Regions from separate parts of the Homo sapiens genome. Here region 2 is linked to region 1. A link is a loop called in an ENCODE intact Hi-C map of the cell type or tissue named here. Cell type or tissue: B cell. All regions are shown on one strand. Links, peaks and the distances in the headings refer to the core of each region. The heading gives the core; the rest is flanking DNA. Region 1 holds the start of RFC3 (replication factor C subunit 3). Region 2 holds the start of NBEA (neurobeachin).

Evidence for each region. Peaks named below come from ENCODE experiments on the same cell type or tissue, not always from the same donor. Only the 100,000 strongest peaks of a DNase experiment are listed, where the experiment ranks them.
Region 2: a loop joins it to region 1, with 6 times the contacts of the local background. A loop is called at or near these places in 3 of 110 quality-filtered maps.

Annotation. Positions count from the first base shown.
Region 1 is chr13:33,810,867-33,826,160 of GRCh38, forward strand. It overlaps RFC3 (replication factor C subunit 3), which reads left to right and starts at 7,283. Exons shown (of 9, transcript NM_002915.4): 1 at 7,283-7,399; 2 at 10,266-10,403; 3 at 13,051-13,118; 4 at 14,923-15,020. The coding sequence starts at 7,313. In B cell, for the core only: no CTCF peak of the experiment used is centred there; a DNase peak (open chromatin) is centred at 7,255; H3K4me3 peaks cover 1,910 bases; H3K27ac peaks cover 1,043 bases.
Region 2 is chr13:34,935,138-34,950,431 of GRCh38, forward strand. NBEA (neurobeachin) reads left to right here and starts at 7,133. Exons shown (of 59, transcript NM_001385012.1): 1 at 7,133-7,977. The coding sequence starts at 7,684. It overlaps LOC124903231 (a long non-coding RNA gene), which reads right to left and starts at 7,053. Exons shown (of 2, transcript XR_007063908.1): 1 at 7,003-7,053; 2 at 6,184-6,565. RefSeq lists enhancers at 1-306, 6,715-6,824 and silencers at 6,995-7,064, 7,505-7,624, 8,684-8,773. In B cell, for the core only: a CTCF peak has its summit at 7,337; DNase peaks (open chromatin) are centred at 7,164 and 8,104; H3K4me3 peaks cover 2,247 bases; H3K27ac peaks cover 998 bases; H3K27me3 peaks cover 751 bases.

The DNA of each region.
Region 1 (15,294 bases), core at 2,707-10,706:
ATCACTTGAGGTCAAGAGTTCAAGACCAATCTGGCCAACATGGCAAAATCCCGTCTCTACTAAAAATAAAAAATTAGCTGGGCATGGTGGTGCATGCCTGTAATCCCAGCTACTCTGGAGGCTGAGGCAGGAGAATCATTTGAATCTGGGAGACAGAGGTTGCAGTGAGCTGAGATCGTGCCACTGCACTCCAGCCTGGGCAACACAGGGAGACTTTGTCTCAAAAAATAGAAAATAAATTAAAAAATATAAATATAGATAAATATATACCTGTCTCTTTTTTCTCCTTCAATTTTTCCGTAACGAACATTTGTTGCCTTATAACCAGAAAAAAAGTAGAACAATTTCCAACTCGAGTATTGTAGAAAAAGCAGCAAATGTAACTTGGAGGTGGTTACTCACTGTCTGGCATTAGCCATTAACACAAGTAATAGTTAAATATTTGTCAGTCAGGGACTTGCACAGTGGCTCAGTGGTGAGACAGTGGACTAAAAAGTCAAGTGGGAATGGTCCTATTATGCTCATGTTGCTGTGATTCTGTCAAATCCCAAATGACTCCATTTCTCCATATCTGTGTTCTCATCCTACTAGATTTCAGTTTGAATGCCTAGAGTAAAAATTCATATCATTTAATTATTAATAGAGATCTAAGTTAAAGTTCTTTTGTTATTGGTACGTGAAACTTACTATTATTTCTATTTTCAGTGTTAAGCACATTACTAGGCCTCAGCTGTCTAGTAATCGGGAGGTGAGTGAATGGCTTTTTCCTGTCCAGTTTACCCACGGAATAAACAAAGATCCATCTAAATCAAGCCAGATTGTTCCATAACACTGAAAGGCTGAAGTATTTCAGAATATAAGTTAGTGGTAATAATAATAAAGAAACATTTCATTAAAAAAGGATGCAGAAGATATATGGGAATCAGAAAAATCATCAAATAATTGACTAGTCAATGAGCTGCTGATTATAATAAAAGCATTATGCTTCTAAAATTATCAAGTTTACAATAAAATTAGCATTGTAATTATTAATTTCTAAGAGAAAGAAATCAAATTATATATTTGTAAAAAAGTGATTGAAATAATATTTGATGGTCCTTCATCTTAGACCAATTGTCTACACGTCCCATTTGCTAAAACTAGCATTTATTGGTATAGCTATTCCATTTTATAGAAATATCTAAAAAATTGGAATGTTAAGCAATTGTTAAAGATCCTGGGCAAGGTAGGAGTTTCACATAAAAGTGTGAATATTTTAAAGAACTGGATATTCTTTTCGGCAAAGGCACAGAGAATAATAGCAAAGTGATAGTGTGAGAGCTTGAAGGGCACGTAGAGGTTATCTAGAGCCACCTTGCATTTTGCAGATGAGTCCTTTCAGACCTAGTGGAAAAAGGGACTGGCCCAAAGTTAATCAAAGAGGCAAGGACAAAGCCTGGGCCAGGGTGGAAACTTCTCCTGAGTCCAGGCAGAGAGATTTTTATTACAAAATCCCACGCAAAATCCCTGGGAAAACTGCTCAGAGTTTTAGAATTGTAGAATGTTGAAGCTGGGAAAAAATGGCTAAATCCTGTTACATTACCTGTGAGGTAACATGAGGAAACTCCAAAGGAAGACCAGAAAATCCTTACTAAAACCTAGAAGAGTGCCCGACATGTCTCTTCATTGGCCTGCCACCCCATCTCCTCCTTCCTCCTCCATGGGCACTGCTCTCAGGTCCTGCAAGTCTTAAGGTAGAAGTCCAGCCACTTCCCCATTCAGAACTATGCTGTTTTTGGTCCTTTATCCTAAGATACACTCTCCATCTCTCCTTCTGGCCTATTCTACTGCTCCAGCCTCATTCTAAGTGTTACTTCCTCAAAAAAATCTTTCCTGACTTCCTTGAATAGGTAGGTGAGTCCTCTAGAAATCTTGTTATGAACATTGAAATAAATAACTTTAATATGTGTGGTAGTAGAGACTAGTATTTTCATGGGATTCACATTGAATTAATCTTTTTTAAAAATTTTTTACTTACCTTTCACTTTTATCAAAGTAAAAGAGTCAAAACTTTCCACAAGTCTTGTTGTAAAAAATGACATCCTCTGCCCCTGGTCTCTGCCCTGACACTTCATGTCTGCTTCCCAGAGAAAACACGTTCTTATTTATTTATTTATTTATTTATTTATTTATTTTTGAGACGAAGTCTCACTCTGTCACCCAGGCTGGAATGCAGTGGCACGATCTTGGCTCACTGCAGCCTCTGCCTCCTGGGTTTAAGCGATTCTCCTGCCTCAGCCTCCTGAGTAGCTGGGATTACAGGCGCCCGCCACCACGTCTGGCTAATTTTTTATTCTTAGTAGAGACAGGGTTTCACCATGTTGGCCAGGCTGGTCTTGAACTCCTGACCTCAGGTGATCCACCTGCCTCGGCCTCACAAAGTGCTGGAATTACAGGCGTGAGCCACTGCACCCGGCCCAGAAAACACTTTCAACTCTTTTTGTGTGCGTGTGTATGTGCGTGTGTGCATGCACACATGTGTATTCTGGCATCAATTCCATGTTTCTTAATAACATGCTAATACTACTACTTCTTGATTTTGCTTGTTTAGCTGTCAATTTCCTTCTGTGGAGATGAGGTCTCACCTCTCATACAATTCCATTCTCACAACTGTACACACTTCCTTTCCTCTCATTTCCCCCTATTTTTATATTATAATTTCTTCATAGGGAAATACACAATTTTTTTTTTTTTTTTGAAACCGAGTCTTGCTCTGTCACCCAGGCTGGAGTGCAGTGGCATGATCTCGGCTCACTGCAACCTCCACCGGGTTCAAGTGATACACCGGGTTCAAGTGATACTCCTGCCTCTGCCTCCTGAGTAGCTGGAATTACAGGCATACGGCACCTTGCCTGGCTAATTTTTGTGTTTTTAGTAGAGACAGGGTTGCACCATGTTGGTCAGGCTGGTCTCAAATTCCTGGCCTCCCAAAGTGCTAGGATTACAGATGTAAGCCACCATGCCCAGCCCATAATGTTTACATTATTTGGATTATGTAAATATTATTCACAGTTGAGCATATTTTAATGCTATAAAATTTCCTTTCTCATGTATTATCTATTCCTTATGTAGTTAGCCCTCCATATATCCCAGTTCCACATCCACAGATTCAACCGAACATAGATTGAAAATATTCAGAAAACAACAACAAAAAATAACAAACCAACAATAAATAATACAAATAAAAAACAATAACAACTATTTACATAGCATTTTCTTTACATTACTTATTGTAAGTAATTTAGAGATAATTTAAAGTATACAAGATGATGTGTGTAGACTATATGCAGATACTACATCATTTTATATAAGGAATTTGAACATCCATGGATTTGGTGATCTGTAGAGGTTCTGGAATCAATTCCTCATTAACACGGAGGAACAACTCTGTACCTTTTATGTACTCTGCTATTAGTAATTGTCTTGTTTTGTCTTTGACTTAGTGTTTAACACACACCTTGCTAATTTATTACTAAACTCTTTTCTATAGGAGTAAATCTCATCTCAGTATGTGCAAGCATATCAGGTATTAATTTTATCTTCTTGAAGACAGTAATCCTCCTGCTTCTGCCTGGACTGGTGGTTTTCCAAGCTTGTTCTGTCTTTGTCGCCTGGGTCATCCTCTCACTTTGCTCCACTGTGGGATCTCCCGTGTTCAAGGTTTGTCTCTCACAGGCCATAGATTAGTCATATTTCAAACATCAAGATGATAATAACATCAGCGATGAGAGAAACAAAGCCCCGAAGGAATAAAGACCCTATCTTTTTACCCCTAGGATATTTAATCACATTTTGTGTTTTTAAAGTTTTAATTGTTTTTTCATGCCATTTCACTTAAAATAAAATTTCCTTTTAAATGCCTATGAATGAGTATTTTCAGTTTTAACATATTACCTTTTAAGAAGGTAGCAAGGGTAATTGAAGATGTGTTAAATATATATCACAGTTAAATCATACAGAAAGTAAAGTGTTTTTTTTTTGGTTTTAGAATTGTAGTTGCGTATATAAAAGCATCAGTAAAATAGGTGGTTTGTAATATGCTCAAGTGGAACAATTTATGTTTTATGATTTTGAAGATCAACAAGGTGAAATCCACAAAGTTCAGACATGGACTTAACTCCCTGTAACTAGCCATACCAAACAGAAACTCAGCCAAGATTTCTGCAACATTAACAAGCTGATTCTAACATTTATATGAAAATGCAGAGGACAAAAACTGGCAAAGATAATCTTGAATAAGAATAGAAGTCAAACTACCAGAAACCAAGACCTATTATAAGGCTATAGTAATCAAGACAGTCTGGTACCTGTGCATAGATAGACAAATAGATTGATGGAACAAAACAGGGAGTTCGGCAACAAATCCACACATACAAGGTCACATGATTTATGACAAGGTGACCCTACAGTACAGTGAATAAAGGTCTTTTTAATAAACACTGCTGGTGTAACTGGATATCCACATGGAAAAAAATGTACCTTGACCTTTTAGACTTTTTTTTTTGTATGGAGGCATACAAAAAAAAAATTCCAGTGGATTTAAAATCTAAATGTGAGAGCAAAACCATAAAACTTGAAGAAAAACTCACAGAAGAACATCTTCAAGACTTTGGAGTAGGTAAAGATTTTGTAAAACAGTACAAGCTGAACTATATTTAACTTAAGAACTATTTATCAAAAGACACCATTAACAGAGATTAAAGCCAAGCCACATGTAGGAAAAAGATTATTTAAAATACATGCATGAAAAGGAAAGAAATTAATAAGAAAAAGACAAACAATCTAATAAAAATAGGCAAAATATTTGAATAGTCACTTTACAAAAGAATATTCTAATAATTAATAAGATGCTCAACATCATTTATCATTAGGGAAATTAAAATCATAATGAGATTTCTCTGTAAACCTGCCAGAATGACTAAAATTTAAAAAGGTTGTTGGTTGGTGAAGATGTGGAGAAATTGGAATCTTTTTGCATTGCTCATGGGAATGTAAAGTGGTGCAGCCACTGTGGAAAACGGTATGGCAGTTACTCAAAAAATTAAACTTACAATTACTATATGATTGCCGGGCGTGGTGGCTCGCTACTGTAATCCCAGCACTTTGGGAGGCCGAGGCAGCTGGCTTGCCTGAGCTCAGGAGTTCGAGACCAGCCTGGTCAACATGGTAAAACCCTGTCTCTACTAAAAATACAAAAAATTAGCTGGGCGTGGTGGTGCACAACTGTAACCCTAGCTACATGGGAGGCTGAGGTGGGAGGATCGCTTGAACCCAGGAGGTGGAGGTTGCAGTGAGCCGAGATCGCATCACTGCACTCCAGCCTGGGAGACAGACTGGGACTCCATCTCAAGAAAAAAAAAAAGAGCTAAGATACCTGAGGGCCAGAGTCATTAAACATTAAAGTGATTGCAGCTGTAGTTTACCAACCCCGAGGACTTTACTTCCTCTGTAGCAATTTCTCATATCCTATATATTCAAGAGTCTGGAGTAAAATTGCTAGATAAATACAGGGCCCTGGTTACATTTGAATTTCAGATAAAGGCTGATTTTTTTTCTCATATAAGTATGTCCCTGGCAATATTTATTACAATTTCAAATATTGCCAGGGACATACTTATATGAGAAAAAAAATCATTTGTAATAAATTTTGCCATAGACATATGAAAAAGCTTCTGAAATTCAAATTTAACTGGACTTCCTGGGTCACCACACTATTTCTCCTTCCTCAGAACCCCCAACAATATTGAAGCACATGTCTTCATGTGCTTCAATGGTAGAGACATGTCTTCACGGTAGAGACCATCAACCACTGCTCCTTATTGAAGTTGTCTGTCATGCCTGTGGTCACTCTTGCCAAATTATTGATCATTCTAGCACTTGGTTCTTCTCTTTATTCCTCTCAGTACTTATTTCCATTATCATTCATTATGATTATGATATACACATAGACCACAATTCAGTATCCCTGCTTCTGATTTCCTTTACCTTCTCATTTCAAACACTTCCTCCATTTCAATTCCAAAGGAGAGAAGCATAAAGAAGATGAAGCTTTTTTGCAATATTAAATAGGGTGGTCAGGGAAGCCTCAGTGAGGAGATAATACTTGAGCCAACATCCTGAAGGAAATGAGGGACCCAACTCTGCTGACTGGAGAAACATAGTCCAGGAAGAGGAAACAGTAATTGCAAAGGCCCTGAGGCAGAAGCCTTCCAGGCTTATTATAGAAAGTTTCTCGAGAACAGGGATTAAATCTTATACTTGGTGGTGTGGATAATACCTTACCTGCAGGAGTAATTCATGTAATATGACGATTCATAGAAGAACATGATAAATTATTGATTAATAAATGAGTAAGAGGCACCTTGGTGAAAGGTTATTAAGTATATTTGGAAATCATTTCCTGCCTGTAAGACCTTGCAATCAAATGGCAGGACTTAGGGTTCTTAATAATACATAAAATAAAAGCATAAATTAAATAAGGAATTAATATTATGTACAATGAGTAAAGTGCATTTTGAGAGGCACTATTTGAAGAGAACTTCAAAAGTTGCATATCAACTTCATATGCAGAATATTTTTCTGAGGGGTTCAGATGCTTCTACACATTTTAATTGGAGGGCTTTCAAATATTCTAGACTTAGAATGCATATTAACCTCGTGTCTTCTCCCCTACAGACCACATTTGGGTAGTTTTTCCATGCTCTTGATTCTTTTGTTTCTAATCCAATAAGAATATTGAGGAATAGAGGTAACAAAGGATAGTGAAGATCAGACATTTTCAAGCGATTCATCCAATGAAGCTTTACTGGGTACCTGCCAAGTGAGTGAAACCCTGAGATGTATATATTCTAGTGCCGAGGACAGAGTTCCACACCTAGCAGATATTTAGTAAATTTTTGTTGAATGAATTAAGTGAATGAAAGAATGAATAAATGAAAGGAACGGTCTTCTCTGAGGTATCTGGATGTGACGCCAAAAGGGTCAGAACCACATTTTCAATTCCGCTTGATAATTTCTAGAATATAATAGACGGTGCGAACAAAGAGAAAATAAATAAAGCAGTGAACTTCAGAACTAGAGGGCATCGACGCGGCAGCTGATTTTGTCTGCACACGGCCCCCGTAGCCTTTCCGTCCAAAATCATTTACGCGGCCGCGACCGGTAGTGACGTCACGAGATTTGGAGCTCGCGGGAAAACTTGTCTCTGCGTTGTGGGGAGGACGCGCGCTCGCGCGGGATTTTCAAGCGTAGGCCCCCGGGAACTCGAGCTGCCATGAGCCTCTGGGTGGACAAGTATCGGCCCTGCTCCTTGGGACGGCTGGACTATCACAAGGAGCAGGCGGCCCAGCTGCGGAACCTGGTGAGTCTGCGGGGGCCGGGAGCGTGGGAGAGGGGAGGCCCCCCGGCTCGGGGTTTCGCGCCCCCCTGAGGAGCAGTGCTTCTCCCGCCCGCATTGGAAGGTGATAAGTGCTATGGAGAAAAATAACACAGGGAAGGGGGAAGAGGTGTGGGAGGCTGGCTTGTATTTTTAAACAAGAAAAGCTCCACTGAGAAGTGGCATCTGAGCCGAGACTTGAAGGAAATTGAAAAGTCATAAATACAGAAATCCGAGCAAAGAGTGGAACAGGTAAGAGGGGACAGCAAGTGCAAAATTCCCGGGCAGGGATGTGCACGGCATGTTCTAAGAACCTCAGGAGGCCGGCGTAGCCGATAGTGGTGAACCAGCGGGAAGGGTAATCGGAGATGGGTGTATGTGTTGGGATGGAGTTGGAGTGCAGACCCAGTCAGTCTCAGAATAAGACGAGAAGCCGTTGGAGCATTTTGAGCGGAGATGACACCATGTGATTTACTTTCTAGCTGGCTTAAGATTTCTCGATGTCATTGTCATTTACAAGTAAAGTGTTGTAAATATGTATTTACTCCAAAGATCGTTTCTAATTCTCAAATAAATTGTATTAGGACGTTCCTGAGATTAGTTTTTTTTTTTTTTTTTTTTTTTTTTGAGACGGAGTTTAGCTGTTGTCGCCCAGGCTGGAATGCAATGGCGCGGTCTCGGCTCACTGCAACCTCCGCCTCACGGGTTCAAGCGATTCTCCTGCCTCAGCCTCCCGAGTAGCTGGGATTACAGGCGCCCGCCACCACGCACAGCTAATTTTTGTATTTTTCAGTAGAGACGGGGTTTCACCACGTTGGCCAGGCTGGTCTCGAACTCCTGACCTCAGGTGATCCGCCTGCCTCGGCCTCCCAAAGTGCTGGGATTACAGGCGTGGGCCACCGTGCGTGGCTGAGATTAGAGCTTTGTGAAAGATCCTCTCCCCTCTATCCTGATGCCTCTTTGTCTGTTGTAGTTGATAAAAGTGCCCAATGGCAATATTTTGTGAGAACGAACTGAATCTTCCAGGGAGTAGAGAGTAAAGAAGGATCTTTAGGAGAATAAAGTGTCTGTGGAAGACATTTATCCACTCCTTTTAAGGAACTCAAATTAATATATGATGCTGATGGAAACGTTTTTGCCCAATACCCTGGTTTTCCCTTCCGACCTTTCTTAGATTTACAGATACTATTTAATTAAGTGCGTCTTAAAAATAAGAAATAATAAGAAAAGATTGTACACGTAAAAATCATTAGACTAGTTGATAGTGTTGTGACATTGAAGGTTTTTTTTTGGTCTCTTTATTGATACTGCATGTATACTAATTTAAAATAAATTGATTACTGCAGTATCCATCATTTATAGACAAATTACATTTTCCGTCAATAGCTTTGTCTTCAGTTTTCCTAGTGATAGAATACATTTTATTTTCTGTGGCCACATTTTGTTGTACAGAATTTGGAATGTATATTTTGGACATGAATTTAATATAATGGTCTTATGTGTTAAATTTGCTTTTAAGAAATGTTCACCTGTTTACTCTTTTATTTGCAGCTTAATCAAACTATGAAACATTTAAAGCATAACCCTTATTTTTGATTAGATTGAAGTTGAAAAAACAAGGCAGTAAGTGTCTGTGGGACACTTGCCATTTTCCAGGCAGTATATTAGATTGAATAGTTCTTTTCCTTGGGACTTTTTAGTGACAGAGATGGATGAGTTTACAAAGTATTAAAATTCATTGCAATAAGCGCTTCTCTTAAGATACGTATTCCATTTTTTCAATAATGGTTATTTACAGAACTTCACCTTACAAGACTTTATGCTCCCGAGGCTAAGGTCTGTCACCCACTCATCTTTATAGCCTTCATAGCACTGGTTCCCAAACCAGACTGATCATCAGAAACACCCGAAAAGCTTTTGCAAAACTCATCATCAGCAGATACTGTTAGTGCCCTACCCAGTCCTCTTGCTTTTAAGTGCACACAGACTGACTTCTGACTTCTAACTTTGTACATCTGTACTTTGCCTGAGGGCTTTTCTCTCTGTGACACCCATAGTAGATTTGAAATGCCTGGAATTAATGCTCTTTCTTTTCCCCCATCCACTTTTCTAAGCAGGCTTCAAGAAAGAACTCATCAGAGATAATCATACGGCAGCTTCCCCACCCTTTGGGTGGGTTAACACTCTGGTGGGTGTTTATGTTGGCTTTAAGAGTTTCCCTAGCAGGATCAAACACAGATACCTAGAGCCATTCAACTTGACAACACACTCTTACTGGCTGCCTTCCTTTCCCTGTTTCGCATCCCCACTCTCCTATGAAGTTTTCCTTTATCTCACAAGTAACCTCCCAAAGAAACCAAATGCACTGAATTGTTATCACAGGGACTGTTTCTAATAGTCCGAAGTAAGAAAGGCCTGAATCTCAGAGTTACAGAATCCTAATCTCATGGATGATAGGGTCTGTTCATTAGTCAGTCCTTTATTTTAAAAAGTTTTCTAGGAGATTCTGATAGTCAGGTTTGGGAGTTCCCGCTTTCTAGCATTTAGTTTTGTATCTTGCATGTGCTGTCACGTATATAAGTTATACAAAATTAGTGTCAGGCGAATAGTAAACTTTTCAGCATATATATATTTATATATATATATATATATATAAAAGATACACAATATTTTGTGTATCTACCCATGAAACTCCAAGTTTTACACATATATAAAAAATTGGGTGTATCTACTCATGAACTGGGAGTTTCATGGGTAGACACATAAAATATTTGTTACTTAAAAAGTAGTTTGGTTCTACCTAGAGCAGTTCAGTTTGACTAGGGAAAAATGCCTTGTTCTTTTTTTTCAGGTGCAGTGTGGTGACTTTCCTCATCTGTTAGTGTACGGACCATCAGGTGCTGGAAAAAAGACAAGAATTATGTGTATTCTACGTGAACTTTATGGTGTTGGAGTGGAAAAATTGAGAATTGAACATCAGACCATCACAGTAAGCATTTCACTTTGAGGCCCTGAAAGTAATTTATAGCGGGGACTTTCAGTCTTGGTCATGTATGTCCCCCCAACTCAGTTGCTTCCTAATGTATGATTTAAATAAGAATTCCACAGGTAGTCTTGGGGCACAGGATTTGAGAGCTACTGATATGGATCTGTTATAACCAGAGCAAAGCCATTTATGTTAGATAGGAAATAAGAGCAACAGAGGGTTTGGGGTAAAATGTAGAGGGTGAGATTAATTTCAGATTACCTAATAAGACAATGTCTTAGCTGAAATTAGAACTCAGGTTTCCAGACTTCATTTTTCTGAGAGCAGTAGTGGGGATGGAAAGAAAGAGAATGATTTTGAGAAAAATGTTAAACATGGTATCAAGTGACTTGGTAAAGAGTGGGCAACTGACTGACTGGGAAAGGAGGCCTGCAACTCTGGGAAGTTGAGAGGCTTTCTGTGATCTTGCCCTTGCCAAGATGTCCAGCTGCATACCGTGTAGCACATTCTTATGCTCTTCCATTATGGATGATGTTTAAGATCTAGCTGAAATGTATCCTTCCTTTTCATACCCCATTAGAATTAACTTTTCTTCTACAACTTGTAGTTTGTACTTTTAATAGTACTTATTTTGTTTTGCTTTGGTTGTAGTAGTTTATACATCTTTTACTTTGAAAAGATTGTATTTGTTTTGACTGTATGTCGAGAACATATATTCATTTTCATATCCTTCATATCTTCTGGTAAAATGTCTTTACATATTAGGCATTGAAAAAATCATATGCTGAGTGTGGATGGTAGTGCTATAAACAGAATCTTCAGGAAGGTAACTGGGTTTTAGGCTAATGTTGATTAGCATATATTTAGATACATTGAGTTTGAGATGCTGGTTGTATGTTGTGGAAATTCGTATAAATATATAGGGACAAATTTAACAAAAATGGTGTGGATGTGTCAGAAGAAACTAATATCTTATAGAGGGACAATAAACAGCCAGTCAAATGGAATGTTGCAGCATCTTCCCAGATGGGTGGCTTAATATTTTAAATTATCTGTTTGCCCCAGGTGACACTATAAATTTCTATGAAATTCTAATTAAAATTCAAGTGGTTGTTACAATTGTATGAAATGATCTTAAAGTCCGTCCATATGGAACGGTACATTTCTGAGACTAGCTAAAGTAATTATGAAAAAAGATTAGTGAAGTAGGGCTTGTGTTAATGTGTAGTAAATCATATTGTATGTCTATTGTAAATAAAACAGTATTATATTGGCATGAAAATAGAGAATTAGACAAGTGAAACTGGAAAGAGAGCTTAGAAATGTGATAGAGGTGCTATTTCAAATCAGTGGAAGAGGATAAGCCAGCAGTGTGTCATCATAGCTAGTTATCTATCCAGAGAAAACGAAGTTGAGTCCCTATGACATACAATTTATAGAGATAAATTCCAGATGAATTAAAGACTTAAAATGAAACACTAAATATCTTCGATTAAAATTTTTTAGACTATATGAATTGCTCCTGGGTCAATAAAACCTTTTGTAGGAAAACATGGAAACTATAGAAGAAAAGTAGATACCTGGATATATGAATTTGAAAAATTGCTATGACAGAAATTATACATAAAATCAATAGAAAAAGATTGTCACAAAAATTTGAAAGGACTGTGTAAATAAGAGATTTTTACAAATTGGCAACAGAAAGACAATCTGGTAGAAAACTGAAAAATAGATTCTTCTGTAACAAATAGTCACAGGAGAAAAATATAAGAGGCATTAAACACATGTAAGGATGTTTGACCTTTGTGATAGTCAAGCAGTGTGAGTCTATTATATACTCACCAAACTGAAAAATTGAAAGGCATGATAAAACCTACTGTAGATGGGGAATGTTGGGGAAGAGTGTTGCCAGTGGAAAAGTGAATTGTTAAACTGTTTTATGAAGCAGACTGGTCAATACATACACACATACACACACATGTATTATATTAAAGTTAGAAAACACATTCCCTTCAATCCAGAAAACTGGGAATCTCTTACATAGAAATGAAAGCAGTATATGCAACATATGTACAGAGATATTAATTGTGGAATTGTTTGAGTTCAGAAAACAAAATGTCCATCAGTATGACCAGCTTTGCAACATCCATGCCATAGGTTGGTGTGTGACTATAACACTGTGCCAATTGTCTGAGAGGGATTGCCAAGATATATTAAGTAGGAAAAGCAAAACACAGAGACGTGTATGATTTCCTTTTTTTAATTTTTATTTTTTACAAGAAACATTGACACTCCATGAAAATACATTTGTGTATGTTTATTTTTGTGTTAACATGGGAAAGACTGAAAGGAACAGATCGTTTGCAATGATCTGTGTTTCAGATGGTATACAGATTTGGTTTGGGGATTTCTGGAGATAAGGAAAAGAAAAAAGTAGTCACAATGAAACAGGATGTGTGATTGACCCAATTTATATAAAAACATGTTTATCTGCACATTGAGAAAAGAGTGGGATTAACAAAGTTAAAACATGAATGGTGGTTATCTCAAGTTTTACTTTGTGTAATAAAAGGAAAACCAATGAAAATACAAAAGAGTGGGGAAATAGGCAATAAATAAATGTTAAAAATATCTTTTTCTTTGTCCACAGACTCCATCTAAAAAAAAAATTGAAATTAGCACCATTGCAAGTAACTACCACCTTGAAGTTAATCCTAGGTAAGTTACTACTATATAGAAATTAAGTATTTTTAAAGAAATTGGTTTTGGGCTTTCTTTTTTTAAAAGATTGAAACCCTTTTTTGAAATAAATTGATACGTGTGGAAGCACAGTTTATAAAACAGACTAAAGTGGAGCTGCCCTGCTTGAAATGGGAATCCTAGAGCCCTTCCTGTTTTGCCTTCTGTGTCAAATAATTTCAACAATGTATTTACCTTTTCTAGCTCTAGGGAGCTCATTGATGTACACACAGTACATTGTATTGTCAGTAAATTTTTGTTAATTATGTTGGCTCATTCATTACTGATGAGCAGTGTGTCTAAAAAGTTTACAGTGTTTGGAGTAAATATTTCAGAAATTGACTTTGGGTTGCCAAATCTTTCTTTGTCACTCTCTTTGTTTAAATTTCTTGATTAGAGGTATTATAATAGTTCACCAACCAATATCTTTATTCTCTATATCATGCAGTAATAAGAATTAGGAACTTGTTGGAGAGGCGTTGAAAATTCATGCAATAGCTATTAAGCATTAAGTGGTGTAGAAATGATTCTGGGAGCTAAATTGGGTAAGCTGCTATGATCTGTGGGGCTGTATGAGTTCTTAAAGGAGAACAGAATTGAGGATATTGTCAGTCATATTCAACATGGGCAGTGACATAGAGGCAAGAGTGAACATCCATTTCAGGGAGAGGGAGGAGACCGAATGGAGCAGGAGGAATACCATTACAAGCTAATGTGTATCTTGTTTTCAGTAGCAGGCACTTTGTGAGAAGCTTTACCTGTATTATTACATTTAATCCTTAAAACAACCCTAACAGATAGGTTTTATTATTTTCTCTAGGCATCTCAAAGAAAACTAAGAGAAATAAGGTTGTTGGGAATGGGTTTGATCAAAGAAACAAAGGGAATGTTAATTCCAGATACAAATGGAGAATGTTTTGGATTCTTGGCTAGGAAAATGATCGTAAGAGCAACACTGTAGGTATATTGATCTATAATAATAGTAGTGACTTGGGAAAACTTAGTGGCTCTTTGAGAAAATAAAGTTAACTGCTTTGACCTGTTTTTCTCATCGTGAGTTCTTCTGAAGCATAGATAAGCAATTGGAGAATAAGCCGATTGCTTTTGGGGTGATTGAAATTAACATTGAATCAGCCTAAATTGACTTCTCTTGGCTTGAGAGGTCTTTGACTGAAGTGCCAAAGCAATAATATTGGTGTAAATGACAGCTCAATACCTATAATAAGTCATCAGTTTACGGAGTTTTGACTTTGTGTCTTAAACTCAATTTGCTTATCTCATCGCTTTACTGAGTCTCTGAATCAGTTTCATTCTAGTGCTGGGAGCAGACTTCTCTTTGTTTGTTCTCTCTTAGATCTTTGCTATTTTGGGGATGTGGAAGAGGACTAGGGATTGAATTTCTGTTTCAAAGAGTTACGTTTTGTATTTTCAACAATTATAGATAGTTGAGAAATTAGCTATAATTAGGTATTAATTTTCTATAGTCGGTACAGAAGTGTCAAAGTATTTGCTAAACTGTTACCTAATTATTAGTAGTTGCTCTTTTTATGTTAACAGTAAACTTAATGTAACAACATATTTAGTGTTTTCAGTGATGTTAATCCAATTGGAATATTGTTAGTATTTTCAATGACCCTAAAACTTTTTACTTTTGAAGGGCTTATAATTATAGTTAAGTGATATTAATTTTGATTAAAATTTTGACCACTTAAGAACTTCACCATTTTTCTTATAATAACAATATTAAGGGCATACTATATACCATTATTTTTGTTTTGTGTAGTGATGCTGGAAATAGTGACCGAGTAGTCATTCAGGAGATGTTGAAAACAGTGGCACAATCACAACAACTTGAAACAAACTCTCAAAGGGATTTTAAAGGTAGGTGATCAAAAGACTTCTTTTTATGAAGCTGCCAAGCATTAGTGCTCTCTCTTTTTTTTGAGTTATGAAAGTGAACAGGAGAGAAGCCTGATCTCTGGGCTCATGGGAGTTTATAGTCTAATGGAATTGAATTTTATGTGAAAGAGGATTATTTGTGCCATCCATTTGATATTTTAGAACAAGATGAATAAAAATACGTGATTTAAAATCAGAAATTACATGATTTTAAAATAATTGTTCTTATGACCGAGTCATATGTTCATTATCAGAT
Region 2 (15,294 bases), core at 4,193-12,192, 1.1 Mb after region 1:
TACTCTTGGCAAAGGAGGCAGAGAAGAGGGAAACTATTTAAGTGAAAATTTGTCAACCTATGCTATCTGAAAGAAAAATATTTTTTTAAAAGTGGAATTGGGTACAGTGTTTTAGATCACTTTCTTTTTTTTCTTTTTTTTGAGACGACATCTCACTTTGTCGCCCAGGCTGGAGTGCAGGGACCCGATCTTGGCTCACTGCAATCTCCACCTCCCGGGTTCGCGCCATTCTCCTGCCTCAGCCTCCCAAGTAGCTGGGACTACAGGCGCCGGCCACCACGCCCTGCTAATTTTTTGTTTTTCATTTTTTGTATTTTTTAGTAGAGATGGGTTTCACTGTGCTAGCCAGGATGGTCTCAATCTCCTGACCTCGTGATCCGCCTGCCTCGGCCTCCAAAAGTGCTGGGATTACAGGCGTAAGCCACCGCGCCTTGCCTTAGATCACTTTCATCTGGGTGGGAACATGAATATATTCATGAAAACGGCACTTCCACTGGCAAGAACTTCAGTAGGGGAGATGAGAAGGATAGGGCTGTGGACAGAAGCAAGAAAATGAGTAAGGCACTAAAGGAGGAAAGCACAGTACATTAATTGGGGATAGAGAGAAATTCATGTTGGCTGAAGCCCTGTTTTCCCACCTGGGGACTTCGGAATTATTCAAAGTGATCCATGAATACTTACATACATCAGGTATTGTTTGTGGACAGAATAAAAGTTAAACACATGCAGGTGAATTCGTTTCTTAGGGCTGCAGTAACAAAGCACCGCAAACTACAGGGCTTAAAACAACAGAAATTTATTCTGTCATCGTTCTGGAAGCCAGAAATCAGAAAACAAGGCATCAGCAGGCTCATGCTGTCTCTGGAGGCTCTAGAGAAGAATCCTGCCTTGCCTCTTCCTCGCTTCTGGTGGTTCCCGCAATCCTTTGCTTTTCTCAGCTTGCAGCTGCTTAACTCCAATCTCTGCCTATATCTTTACATAGCCTCCTTCCCTGTCTTTACATCATCTTCCCTCTGTGTGTCTCCTCTCTTTTTATGAGGACATGGACATATTTGGTGAAGGGCCCACTCCACTCCATTATCTCATCTTAAGGTCACATTCACAGGTACTTGAGGTTAGAACCTGGATGTATCTTTTTGGTGGACACAATTCAACCCAAAATGGTGTGTATATGTATTTCAAATATATGTAGATGTGTGATTTTTTAAGTGAAAATTATTTAAATAGCATTATTAACTTGAAAGTAGCAGTTCATCACTGTAAATTTTCTCAATTAATGGATATTAAAGGAATACATCTGTCAGGTAGGAGTCTAACAGTCTATAATTTTTTTAATGATAAAAAGAGTTGTACACACTGAGAAGGGTTGGGATCTGTGGTATAGGGTTCCTGTGGAAGAGAATGAGATAAAACTAGCAAATAAGCTAAAGTATGAAGTGTCTTTGGTACCGATAGGACTTAATTTCTTAGGCAAAGAGAATTACTGGTGATGTTTTCACAGATGCAGTGCATGTATGTAGAAGCTATTGTGATGAATACAGTAAAATCCTGGACCACTAATCTGTCCATCAAGGTGGAACGTTAGGAAGACTACCATGTAAGGATGAACTGGAGAAGAGTGAGTGTGGAAACAAGGAGACCAGGTATGAAGTGACTAGAATCTAAATCAGGATGACTGCAGTGAGAATGAAAAAAATGAGATGAATGCTAGACCCACTCCCACGAAGAATGGGCAGAGGTATGACAATTTAATGGTGAATAAGTATGTGTGCATGGTGCATTTGTATGCATATTTATGTGATGTTTACGGGTACATGTTTGCATTAGGCTGCTTGTATGATATCTAGTTCATTTATGATTCCAGAATACTTATTATTTCAGTACCATTTGACATTTTAAAATTACTTGCTGATAATTTTCCATGTCTCAACACAATCTTTTCCTAAATGAAAGATTCAGAATCACTCATTTCAATTAGTTTAATTTTTGGCATACAAATATGTATTGGTTGGTAAGCTTCAACATTTTAACCATTCCCAAATTGGGTCAACTTAGGATACAAATATAGAATTTCTATTTTGTGTTTGTGTTCCCTCTTTAAGAGGAAAATTAGTGGAGCAAAAAAGGTAAAAGAAGTAGTGGTAGTTGGAAGAAACTGACATTTAAGTTTGATGAAGAAATTCTAAATAGACACCTAGAGAGGCTAAATGAATTCAAGTCCCCAAGGCAGGACAAATTGCATCCACTGATCCTAAAACAATCTGAAAACTAGATCACTGAACAACTCTCAATGGTCTTTGAGGAGTCATAGAGAACTAGGAGTGCCAGAGGATTGAAGTGCTAAAGGCAGGGTGAGGTTAATTCTCGAAAATCCATAGCAAGTAGCTTAATATCTCCAAAGCAAGTAATAATACTTCACATCAATATATTTTCATTTAATTTTGCTCAGATACAGAAACAGAGAGTATCCAGACTGCAGCTAGACAGTTGTCAAGGTCCCTTACGGTATCCTTTGGTAAAGCCAGAGGAATATGTGTGCTAGTTATCAGCACACTATGGTAGCTAATTTATTATTGAAGGAGTATGCTAAACAGGTGCTTATAAACAACTTAAATCAGTTTTCAAACTTTTTGACTACAATTTGCAGTAAGAAATACATATTACATCATTACCTAGTAAACATACATATGTATTTTTATGTACGTGTGTGTAATTAAAGCAGATCTTATAAAATGGTACTTACCCTTACAAAATAGATTTTGAAATTTCTCATTATGTGTGTTTCTATTCATTTCATTTAAAAAAAACCCTGTTGGTTGCAACCCACTAAATCAATTTCATGACTCCCTATTAGGATGGGACCCACAGTTTGAAAAACGTGAATTGATTCAAGCAGAGTGATACTGGTGACTGCTGAGCTGTTTTCATCCTGTTCAATCAACATTTGAATGGAGGTATAGAAGGAATGCTCCCAAATTTACACATAGACTAATAAGACAATAAATTATTTGCATGATATAATCAGGATTAAGAAATTCCTAGCAGATGAAATTTAATGGATAATTAAATAGAAAATTTGTATTAAATAATCTTTTTTTTTTGTTTTGAAACAGAGTCTTGGTTTCTTGCCCAGGCTAGAGTGCAGTGGCATGATCTCTGCTCACTGCAACTTCTGCTTCCCGGGTTCAACTGATCCTCCTGCCTCAGCCTCCTGAGTAGCTGGAATTACAGGTGGCCACCACCACACCTGGCTAGTTTTTGTATTTTTAGTAGAGATGGGGTTTCACCGTGTTTTCCAGGCTGATCTTCAACACCTGACCTCAAGTGACCCACCTGCCTTGGCCTCCCGAAGTGTTGGGATTACAAGCATGGACCACCATGCCTGGCCTTAAAATAAAATTTAAATTTAAATTGATATGTTCAATTTTGTACTTATATCTCAAAATCTACATGTAAAGCTACAAATTGTAGATATGCTGCTGCTAAAAAAACAGTAATAACAAAAGAAAACGCCTTAGTTTTTCAGGTCGATAATTATTTCATGCAGAAGCTATTGTGATTAATAAAGTAAAACTCTTTATTAATCCTAATTAATCCTGATGGTCTAATCTGTCCATCAAGATGGACCTTTACGAAGATTACCCATGTAAGGATGGACTGGAGAAGAGTGAGTGTGGAAAAGAGGAGACCAGGTATGAAGTGACTGGGATCTGAATCAGGGTGGCTGCAGTGAGGATGAAAAAAGTGGGATGAATGCGAGACCTATTACCAGGAAGAATGGGCAGATCTGTAACTAATTTAATGGTGATAATAATTTCAATATGAGAGGAGAATGGAACCAAAATTATTTGAGAACCTACTACGTGCCAAATGTGAATCATTACTACATTACACGAATCATTAGTGTCATGTTAAGAAAAAAATCCAAAACCAAAACAAACCAAACAGATCTAATTTGATTTGGGGCAACATTAACAGGAGCTATATTGCTAAAGGTTGAGGGTGAGGTAAGAATTTCCCTCTGTTTTATACAGGTCTAAACCCACATTGAATTTGGAGTATTCTGTTCAGATAAAGTTTAGAGGAAAGCAAGAAATGTGTTCTTTAAAGAACAGGTGAAGGAAACGGGAATAGTGTGGAGAACGGCTGTTTCCATCCATTCATTTTTGAACATATTTATTCAATGTAAATTATGTCAGGCAAGGTAGGTGCAAAAAAAAAAAAAACCCAAAAATAATGACACAAAATAACTGTGGGTATTTTCCGGCAGCCAATGAAGGGAAACATTATTGATTGCCACTTACTACTACATTAAGTACGTTAAATGTATTAGCTCCTTTAATCCTATAAAGTAGTATTATCATCCTTACTTTGGGTTGAGTAAACTGAAGCTTTGAAGCTAAAGTCATTTTCCCAACATCACACATATAAGTGGTGGTGGAACTAGAATCTAAATCCAGCTTCCATTGAATCTGGGGCATGACTTCTCAACCTCTCTGCAATATTGCTTCCTGAAACTCAGATTCACAGGTTTCTTATCTTTGAATGATTGTCCTTAGGAAGTATGGGTATGCAAAAATGCATACAAAATTAATATTCACCACATAAAATATATTTTTTAATCTGGAGATTTAAAAATATACATATTGGGTATCTTCTATTATTATGTAGCTTTTCTTTCAAAATATTGTTAATGTAAATGTAAAGTTATTTGCACATTTTCCGGGAAAAGGTTTTGTAGGCCAAAAAGAAATAGACCTGTTGACTTTTCTGAACTTTATGCTTTTGGGATGGTATGGAAGACATATAACTGTGCAATTATGCAGACTTGTATGTGGTTATAATTGGTATTACATGTGTTTATAGGTCATGCAACACACATGCCTGTATACTAAGGACACAAAGACACATTGACTATATGCTAGCTGCTCAGCTGAAATTATTTTATGGAATTCTTACTTCCCTATGAAACACATATTATCATTCCTACTTAAGGAACCAGGAGACTGAAACTCAAATAGCTTGAGTAGACTGCAAAGGTAGTAAGTTGTAACTATGACTCAAAGAATCATGCACTTTCCACAGTATCATAGCGCCTGCGAGGAGCTGATTGTCTACTGGAGAAAGATTTTTAATTGGTAAGCTCTTTTAAATATCTCTGAAATTGAATTAAGTAGGCAAAAGAAGTGGAGTTTTCCTACTTAGAAATGGTGATATTATCTTTACCCACTCACTATCTTCACTAAGAAAAATGAGCAGAAAAATACAACCAACTGCATATACATACTACTTAAGAAAAAATACAAGAAAAATCAAAATGGAAATGTTAAAAATGATGTTAAGCTATTCATTCAGAAAGGAAATAGAAAGTTCAGGTTGTCACTGTCTCTCAAAGTACTCATGCAAGAAGTCTAAAAATAGCAAAAGGTAGAACCTGCTGCCATATAGATATATGCACAGTGGGTAAAAAAACTTAGTGTGACAACCTTTCAGTCTAGATTTATGTATTTTACAAAGATATCATTTTAAATTTGCAAATGAAACAGTACTCTTAAAAGCAGATGATACTCACTTGGGACAGACAAAAATGTAGTAGAAGGATATAAACGTTACAGGATTTTTCAATTATATAGTATATCTCAAGTCATACTATTATGACTTGTATGTTTTGTAAATTTCCCGTACAGTTTCAAGCATTCTAGCATTTTATAATTCAATTGCCATTTAATTTAAATGGACATGCTAGTTACCACTGCTTTCAGAAGTGTTTGCTTAACTACTTTAACAATTCAATCACTTTGGTGCAAGTTTAAACAAACAGACATGCAACCAAGAATTCATCCTAAGTACTGGTTTTGAGGAACTTTTTTATAACCTGTGGTACTTAGAATTTTACCGTGTTCCCATATCCTGGGAGTTAACTTGACTGGCAGGTCCAATTAAATATGAATAATAACAAAACTGATTATGGTGGATTTGTATATTGACCTTTTTCATTTGAGAGGACAATTAAAACGATCTGAATATACCTCAAGATACCTAATATTTCTGGTGACTTGCAATAATCTTTATTGAAAAGGGAAGACCTCATGAAATATTAAAGAAAATTATATCATTCCTTTCAAGGAACAGTCATGCCTATTTAGTTTTAATTCAATACTAACAGCAAGATTACTGTGTACATTTTAATTTTTAAAAATTAAAGGTTTATTTTTTGTCTCGTATCTGTGCAGACATAGATATGTACTTTTCTCACAGACAAGGCTGGCAGTGAGAATCACCCATGTTTTTAGATAATTTCGAAAGTCCTCTGAATTGTACGTGCCTGTGAAAAAAGGAAACATTAATAATTGGCATCATACCTGAGGATTGTCAGGATTTTGAAAGTGTGGGATTTGTCGTTCCCACCAAACTACCCCACAGTGTCACACACTGCAGTCTTTTTAGGCTGGGAGGCGAGTTCAAGAGCTGTTTGTTGTTCCGAGCTTGATCCAGAGAGGATCACTGTTTGACAAGTTCTATTTTAAGTCGTGCCTGAGTGTGCAGGTGTCAGCCTCTTTCATGGCTGTAGAAAAAGCACCATTACACTCCGTCTGTATTCTTCCCCCGACAATGCAGGATCGCCCCCCCGCCCCCCCGCGCGTTTGTTTCTGCTTTGCCAGCCACTTTTTCTTTGGGAAATTCTAGGGAGGGCAGGCGGACAGGACTGCGAGGAAGGGCGAGGAGGGGCAGAAAGAGGTCGTCTGCCACTCCCCTACCTTACAAGGCACGTGGCACTGGCAGTAGCAGCAGCTGGATGCAACAACTGAGATGAGGAACCTCCTCCCAGCAAGAGGATATTGAGAGAAGGAGGAGGTGGCAGCGAAGGCAAGACATGCACACTGTGTCCTTCCCCAAAGGGAGAATCCGCCCTCAAGGGAAAAACCACAAGGAAGCCACTACCCGCCCCGCCTCTGCCAGCTTGCCCCAGTGTCTGGCAGCAGTCCCCATGCACCTGCTCACCTGTCTATCCGTTCGGGGTGGTTGGGGGAGGGACGAGGGGTGTCGGGGTGGGTGGGTGGGAAGAGAAGGAGGGCAGGGCAAAAGAGGGGGTGCACCGAGGGCTCCGCCCCCCCGGAGGCTGTGCGCAGGCGCAGTGGCTGCTACCGCAGGCAGGGGGCGGCAACATGGCGGAGTGAGCGGCGGCGTCGGGGCTTCACAACAACAGTGGTGGCCGTAGCAGCGGCGGCAGCAGCGTCAATAGCATCGGCCACAGCCTGAGCTTCAGCACCGGCCAGCGTCGTGGCCAGCTGCTCGCGTCCTCGGGCTTCTCGGAGCGGCTGCAGCATCTCCGCGGGGGGCGGGCCGGGCCGGACAGACCGGGAGAGGGAGAGAGCAGAGGCAGCGGCGGCGGCAGCGGCAGCGGCAGCGGCACACCTGCTGGGCGGGCACAGCCGCTTGCCCGGCAGCGGTTAGCGGTACCGCCACCGCCGAGAATAAGCCTGCGGATCCCCCGCCGCCTCCGCGGGGGAGAGCGCCGGAGCGGGCCGGGCTGAGGCGCAGGCGGGGAGCGGGCCCGGCGCCGCGGCGCTGGTGGATGCTGGGGCTCCGAGGCGACGGCCGGGGGGCGGGGGCCGAGGCAGGTATAACGGTACCGGCGGCGGCAGCGCCGCTGCTCTTCCCTTCTCCTCAGGAGGGGGGCCAATGGCTAGCGAGAAGCCGGGCCCGGGCCCGGGGCTCGAGCCTCAGCCCGTGGGGCTCATTGCCGTCGGGGCCGCTGGCGGAGGCGGCGGGGGCAGCGGTGGTGGCGGCACCGGGGGCAGCGGGATGGGGGAGCTAAGGGGGGCGTCCGGCTCCGGCTCGGTGATGCTCCCCGCGGGGATGATTAACCCTTCGGTGCCGATCCGCAACATCCGGATGAAATTCGCAGTGTTGATTGGACTCATACAGGTCGGAGAGGTCAGCAACAGGGACATCGTGGAGACGGTGCTCAACCTGGTAAGGAAAAGGCGTGCTCTCAATCTGCTTCCCCAGTCCCCACATACACCGTCCCCAGCGCCTTTCCCTCCCACCCTTCACCCCCAGGGTCACACGCGCCGCGCGTCCCTGGGAGCGCAGAGCGTTCAGCCGGTATTGCCCAGCGGGTGACCTGCCTGCGCGCTGCTAGAGCCACGCCACCTCCCTCCTCTCCTCTTTCTGGTCCTCTCCTGCCACCTGAGCGCAGTGCCCAACTTAACACCGCTTCTTCTCACTTTTTAGGACCGCGAGTAACCCAGTACCCGCGGTGAAGGTTTTGGGTCGACTTTAGAGTTTAGTTAGGAGGTGAGGAGGCCTCCTGTTCTCTGGGGTTCTTTTTCTCACACTTAATTGTCCTTGGTGTCGCTCTCCGAGGATGACAGCCTTGCCCCTGGAGCCTAAATTCCCCCGTGCTGCTGAAATGTGAGAAGCGCATTAGCTTCCAACTTGAGCAGCTGGGGTGTGATGTTTTCGAAGGAGACAGAAAATGATGCAGTTTTGCATCTGTCTTTAAATATTCCAAGGCCATGATGGAGAGTGTTGTGTCTGTATCCATCCCCCTCCATCTCAGAAGCAGCCGTCCCTTCTTTGTAATATTGCCCTGAATATACTGATCTCTTAGTCATTTTTTGTGCACACAAGGTGTGTGAGGACACCAAATCACACAGGTTGATTTCTGTGGTTACTTTCAGTAGTGTGGCATGTGGGTAAAGACTAAAGGAAAGGTTTTAAACGCAGCCCTAGGTTTTGGTTCCTTTCATGGTAAGAAAGAGTTACTGCAGAAGTGTGTATGACTTAATGTTTTGCGCTATCTACAGAGAGGCTCAGAAGCGTTTAAGATGTCAGGGAAAGAAATGGAAAGAAGGAGAGGAGAATCATACATTGAGGATAATTAACAGTAGTTCATATTTAGTGCTTTGTAAATGGAGGTTTTGTTTTGTTTTGTTTTGTTTTTAAATGCAGCCAAGCTTTTTAAACAGTTTTCTCTGCAATAGATCTAGTCTTTGACATACTGTAAGGTTGGGCTTTGGGAGGCAAGACATAAATCGAGAGCAATCAGTTGAGTATTGTATTTGGTGTGGGGTCACAGGAATATAACAATATGCTTACAGGGGTACTTTGTAACACCCATGCAGTCATTTTTCAGCTAAGCAATTATTTTTACTTACTCTATTGGAAAACTGAGAGAAAGCTGCAGCTACATCAGTGGTGTCCTGAGACATGCATTAGATAATGTCTACGGTTTATGAACCTCGTAAATGCACAGAAAAGTTGAAGCTGTTTTTTTCCTTTTGCTAGTGTGTCAGGTCAAAGGAGATTATCTGTCTTTGTTATATTCATTGCTGTTTAAAACAAAACACCTCTTTTTACTTTTTTGTACCTTTCAAATAAATCATCATGAAAAGTCAGTGTAAGTTTGAGGGAATGTCACTAAGTTGATATAACCAAGTTCTTTTCAGAACACTACTAGAAATACAGTTTTCTTGAGTTTTAATTTTAACTAGCTGCAAATAAGAGGTCAGTACTTGCCATTTCTTTTTAAAAGAAGATAAATCTCAAACTGTTAGTATGTTAGCAGGTAACTGTATTTCTGTAATTTAAAGGAACACATTTTTAGTTGCAGTTTTGATCTAACCAATATCATTTTTAAGTTAGATTATATTAGGCTATTTTAGTAAGTATTCCTATGCTTACTTAATACATTTTAACCTGGTAAGAGGCAGTAGAGCTTTCACAACCTGGAAACTGATTTGAATGTATAACCAGTTTGGACTCTGCAGCAGTAGCAATGTGTGCTGAATCAGTTCTTAACAGATGGGGTTTTTTAGATATACGGTAGACTAAGAAAGGAAGTGAAATGTTTCTCTTGAGATAAAAAAGAAATTTAACTCTTCAGAGCAATGAAAATCTGACATGAAGTTTCAGTATGCAGACGTTATTTTAGAGAACTTTACCATTAAGCTTAGAGTCACTAGAAATAAAGTAATACTGAGATAGTATATCCCCAAATCTACCTAAGATTTTGTAACTGCAATGATATTTGGAATTTAAAGAGTTAGGTTTAAAATTTCTTTGTATGTATTTAAAGAATGCAATAGATTTTTAAATAGAAACTTTTGGAGAAAAGAATAAATGACAAAAGGAGCTGTTTATTACTAAGTTGTTAATTATATTAATTGTGGAGTATAAATTAGTCATTTGAAGTGTAATTTTCTTGAACTGTAGATTTAGGGCTTTATTGTCCAATACACTCATGAAAATGTCATATGAAAATTTAAGTGGATTCTCAAAAATATGTGGAAGTCATGGGCATTTAAAAAACTGATTATCAAACTTAATTCTATTTATTTAGTAAGTAAACCAATAAAATTCATATAGGACACTCAGTGACTCGTTAGAGTTTGGAAACCTTTAATATTAAATCTAAAATGATTTTTTAAAATTTTCAGTTTTAGTTTAACACATTAAATAAAAATGTAAGGTGAAATAGTGAAATACCTATTACTGTGCCCTGAATGACAGAAAAGAAAGGAGAACTAATGAAACTTCAAAAAAAAGAGGAGTTTCTACCTTAAACAATACCTTTGTCTCAGTCGCCTTTGTCAGTATATTTTTCTTTCTTTTTCCTGTTTATTTTTTCTTCCTATGTAAGGATACTCATAAATACTTGGTTTTTAGGTGCTGTTTCTCACATGCCTTGGCCAAAGAATTAAAAGCTGGGCAGAGTGAAGTTTTAAGCATGCACTAAAGTGTAGGACTTCTTCAACAGAGCGGTGGCTGTAATTTTTCTGCTTTGTTTCCCAAAGGTCTAGAGACCTATTTTTACTACTAGGTGGATTGTGGGAGTTTGGTGAGGAATCACCAATGTGATATGATATAAAATTAGTCATTTTTATTAGAGATGTATGTATTTTGTATAATGATGTTATAGTTGACTTAAAACAGTGAAATATGGAATGGATAATGTTAGGAAGGTAGGTAAATTAGTTTGTGAATAAAGTTACAGTCAGAGTGCATTGTCAAGGATTTTGCATTGTAGCTCTACTAATGAAAGAAACTGATCGTTAACAAAGTTTGGCTTCTGGAGGAATTATTTAAAGTGGCAATATAAGAGAATTTAACTACAGAGAAGAGATTTTGTTGATTGTTTTCAGTTGTAAAACTGGCGTACTACCTAATCTATTACTTCTTTTGTAAACACACTTAACATATGTTTATATAAGCTTTATCCATATTTGAAGTAAAAGCTATGTAAGTATCGTGTTATTGTTGCTTATAACATGGAAGTTTCTTTTATAAACATAAATTTCTAGAAAAATATGTTTATAATAGAGGATTAATATTTACTTAGTGAAAGAATTCATAATTTTTTTGGAATGGCTTTCTTATGTGTATAGTATAATTCTATGATTATAATTATGGAATTTAATTATAGACAAATTTTTTATGAATAACTGAATTCATGAAATTTTTTCATGAAATTTTTTCATGGATTTGTAGTTTTTTTTCATGAGTTACAGTGAGTTATATCAGTGTGTCCAGTTGTAGAAAATGATATTTCCTCTGATTTTTTTTTTTTTTTACATTCTAAGTGGCATGCTGTTGGCTGAACTGGAAGCCTAATAAGATGCTTTGAAGGGATTTGTGGTTTACCAAATTTCTCTCATCTTGGCTTATGGATCATGGTATTTTTGTTAAAAGGGTAACTTTAAGGTTTTTTTTTTTTTTGTACTTGAATATGGCAGTAACTCTTCTTCCTTAGAGTTTTTTTAAATTTGCAGCTTGATAGTCATAATTTTCATTTTAAAGATATTTAGAATTTTACAAACAAGGTGTCTTCTGCATTTGAATTATATTTATTTAAAAAATATACAGTTGCATCTTAGAATCATGGAGGTCCTTAATACTAATAAAACCACATTTATATTAAAATAATTTCCTGCATTTTAATTTATGTTGATATATAAGCCTTTTCATATTAATTTGAGTTGTATTTTATTCTCATGATTGGGTATGGAAAATAAAATTCAGGATTCATATGTAAATGCTCGAGGTTTCAATATCTTAAGGAGTTTTGAGATTTTCCTTAGAAATATTAATTTAGTCACATAATGACACTAAGGCAGCAAATATTCTGTGGTCAGTCAACGATCAAGTTATATTAATTTTAAATAAATGTTTTGTGTATTGCTAGCTGCTTTTTGGTAAATACTATGCTGCTAATTAAAAATATCTCAAGGTTCTTTATTCTTTTGCTATACTTTTCCCAAACAGTGTGAAATAATTTATTGGGTCTAACAGACCCAGTGCCCGTTTTGTGTCACTGGTATAGCTGTATTATAAAATTCAGTCACCTGCATTTTTTTTTTAACTATATACTGAACATATTGTTATGCATTAGTTCCAGGTTTTCCATTTCTTGTCTTTATACAATGTCAGCATATCTCTTTGGCATCACATATCACCCTGTAGCATTGCAGTTATTTATGTGTGTTTCCCTTCCTAGGCTGTGAACTCCATGAGGGCAGGAATTGATTTTATGTATATTTATTTTTTGTATTTCTAGGCCTTGGATAAGTTAAGTGCGTTTGTAGTGTGCAGGACACTGTATTAGGCAGTAATGATTATGGTCAGTTTCTGAAGTTATGTTCAACATTACGGTCCAGACTTAGGATCCTGAAATAAACTCATATATAAAGTCAACTCATATAAACTTTATGTATTTCTTATTCCTCAAACTAGAAATATGTGTTCAATGTGTATGATATTACCTGACTGTGTAGGCATTACTGCATATGTAGATGTTATTTTGAACTGGCATCTGTTAGTAAGTTCGAATCTGGTAAAAACTTTTCAGTAAACTTTTATGTATAATCAAATATAATCACATAACAAGGTCATGTTGTTAACAAAGAAAATACGTAATGCATTGAAGAGAAATTGTAGAAAATATTGTTAGCATTTGTCATATTGCCAAGAATAGTGGACATCTCTTGTTTTTGTGTGTCTGGCGTACATGTCACCTCTTTGTAGTGGTACCTCAGTTTTCCTTTGATGACTCACTTATTCCCCATTTGTAGTTCAGCTGGTTTAGGTGGGTCTACCCCACTGCCTGCCTTGAGGGTCAGACATCTAACCTAGGTGTGGCAAGAATTGTGGTGATTGGTTCAGGGACAAACATTTAACCCAAGGGTAGCGAGCCAGAGTAGGTTCCAGGAATTGTGCTGGAAGGCTTTCTGATGGGGATGCTGAATGTGTAAATTCTTAAGAGTTGTAGGTCCCTGTCTTAGAATTTGATCAGGTGTAAAGCAAACAACCTCATGATTCTGTTGGAGAACCTAGAGTTCTTTATGTCTGTGGTGATTATCTTCTAACCATTAAATTATCTCCTTTAAAATTTACTATTGTTATTTATTTCAAATCAGTGTAAGTTGGGTTTTTTGTCACTTGTAAATAGAAGGAATCCCCAGTAACATAGACATTAGTATCTGGAAATGACACATTGTAGGAAACAGACCTTAGATTTTGAAATGGAGTGGAAGGCAGTGAGAACTTTGTGGTCCTCTAGCAGTTCCGTTTTACAGAGCAGCTGTTTAAATTGTCACCTGTGTTATCTTTGTCAATGGAACTACTGAGGTTGGAATTTTAGGGATGTTGGAATGTTTTGGTCACTTTTTGGGGTCTTTGATACAATGTCTTTTAAGAGAGCAGTTAACTTCGGTCCAAGTTAGCATGCTTGAAAGCAAAGCAGAAAGAAAATGTAGCCTTTCCAAGGCAGAGAGGCTCTTTCTGCCTGTAGCTGCCATCCAAGATAGCAGAGAATTAGAATATTAAAGCTTTGTAGGTCATAAAGGCCTAAGTTTTTACCCCGTGCTAAAGTTGGCAAGAGGAAAGCCAAGAGTTTAAATGAGAACCAAATAAAGTTCTGTCTGATAAGCTTCTCCCAAGCCTCGCATGCAGTATACGCCAGCCTTCTGACCAAAGTAACAGTAATCCAGTTGTGAAGAGCTTTAAAATAGGATGCAACCAGGGAGCAAGTGATAGAATAGCTGTGCCTCCTCACCCAGTTTATTGTTTCACATTGCTTCAAGGAAGATCATTAAGCTGACGGTTAAGGGGATAAGAGTACTGGGAAGGCCTATTGCTATGAGACTGAAACTTAAAAGCTGACAAGATCCTGACAGGATCTCCTGTTTTGGTTGCGAATTCAACTCCTTTTACTTAAGTAAATTGACGAAAAACTTACCAAAGTTTAAGGAAGCCATACTTCTAGAGAAACCTCAAGCCTGGTAAACAAAGGCCTGCATTCTTTTACTTCTAAGGCAATTCTAAGCTCCAGCAGTGTAGCTGCTAGAAGGAAAATCTGCGTTATGGAGGCTAATAAGTGAGATCTTCTGAGATATAGTGGTAGTGAATGTGTTCATTTTGGCCGACCCAAGGAATTCCATTAGCAAGGACAGGGAATTCTTGTTACTCTGACCAATGATATATGGTTTATGCTTTGAAATTAGTTATCATGGTGTTTCTTTAACCTTCTCCAGTCTTCTAAGTGCAGTTATTGTTTCTTAATGTTCTTTTACCATTGTATATTAATTAGAAGTTATAGTTAAATTCATTATATAGCTATATAATTGGTCAGGTTTGAGGTACCACCAAGAAGAATATTGTCATAACACAAAAATTTCAGACTTGAGGTTAGATGCAGTAATTTGTCTTTGTCTTTTTTCACCCTCTGGTAAGGTGGTAAGTACACTTTCTATTGTGTCTAAGATAGCCATGTTAAACATGGATATTTAAGTAGTTATATGTATGAAAAGAAGTGAGTGTCTGAGATGGGTGGGTAGCCAAGGACTCTAATGTTATAGATTTCTGACGGTTTTGGCTGCCTAGCATCCATTCTTTCTGCTGTTAACATTCTCGATTTTTTGATACTCTTTTAGGGAGTCATTCTTGATTTTTATGGTCTGGGGCTTCACTGGACTTTATCCTGCTTTCCTGGACCAGACAGAGAAACTGACGTCTGGCCCAACAGTAACTGGTATTGGTTATAAAATTTAGCTGCATTTCTGAGACAGCTTGATAACTTCTTTCTGAAGAAAGAAAAAGGTGCTTTCGCTGGGGTTGCTGAAAATGTTAGAATGTAAGTCTAGAATTGATTGCAGTCTGCACCATGAAGTCAGATTCTACTTGAGAACAGAGCTGTTAAAGAGGCACCTAAAACCAAGCCATACATTGCTGATGGCAGCTTTGGATCCCCTCAAGTCAGTTTTATCTCCAGATGTTTCAGTGCATCATTTT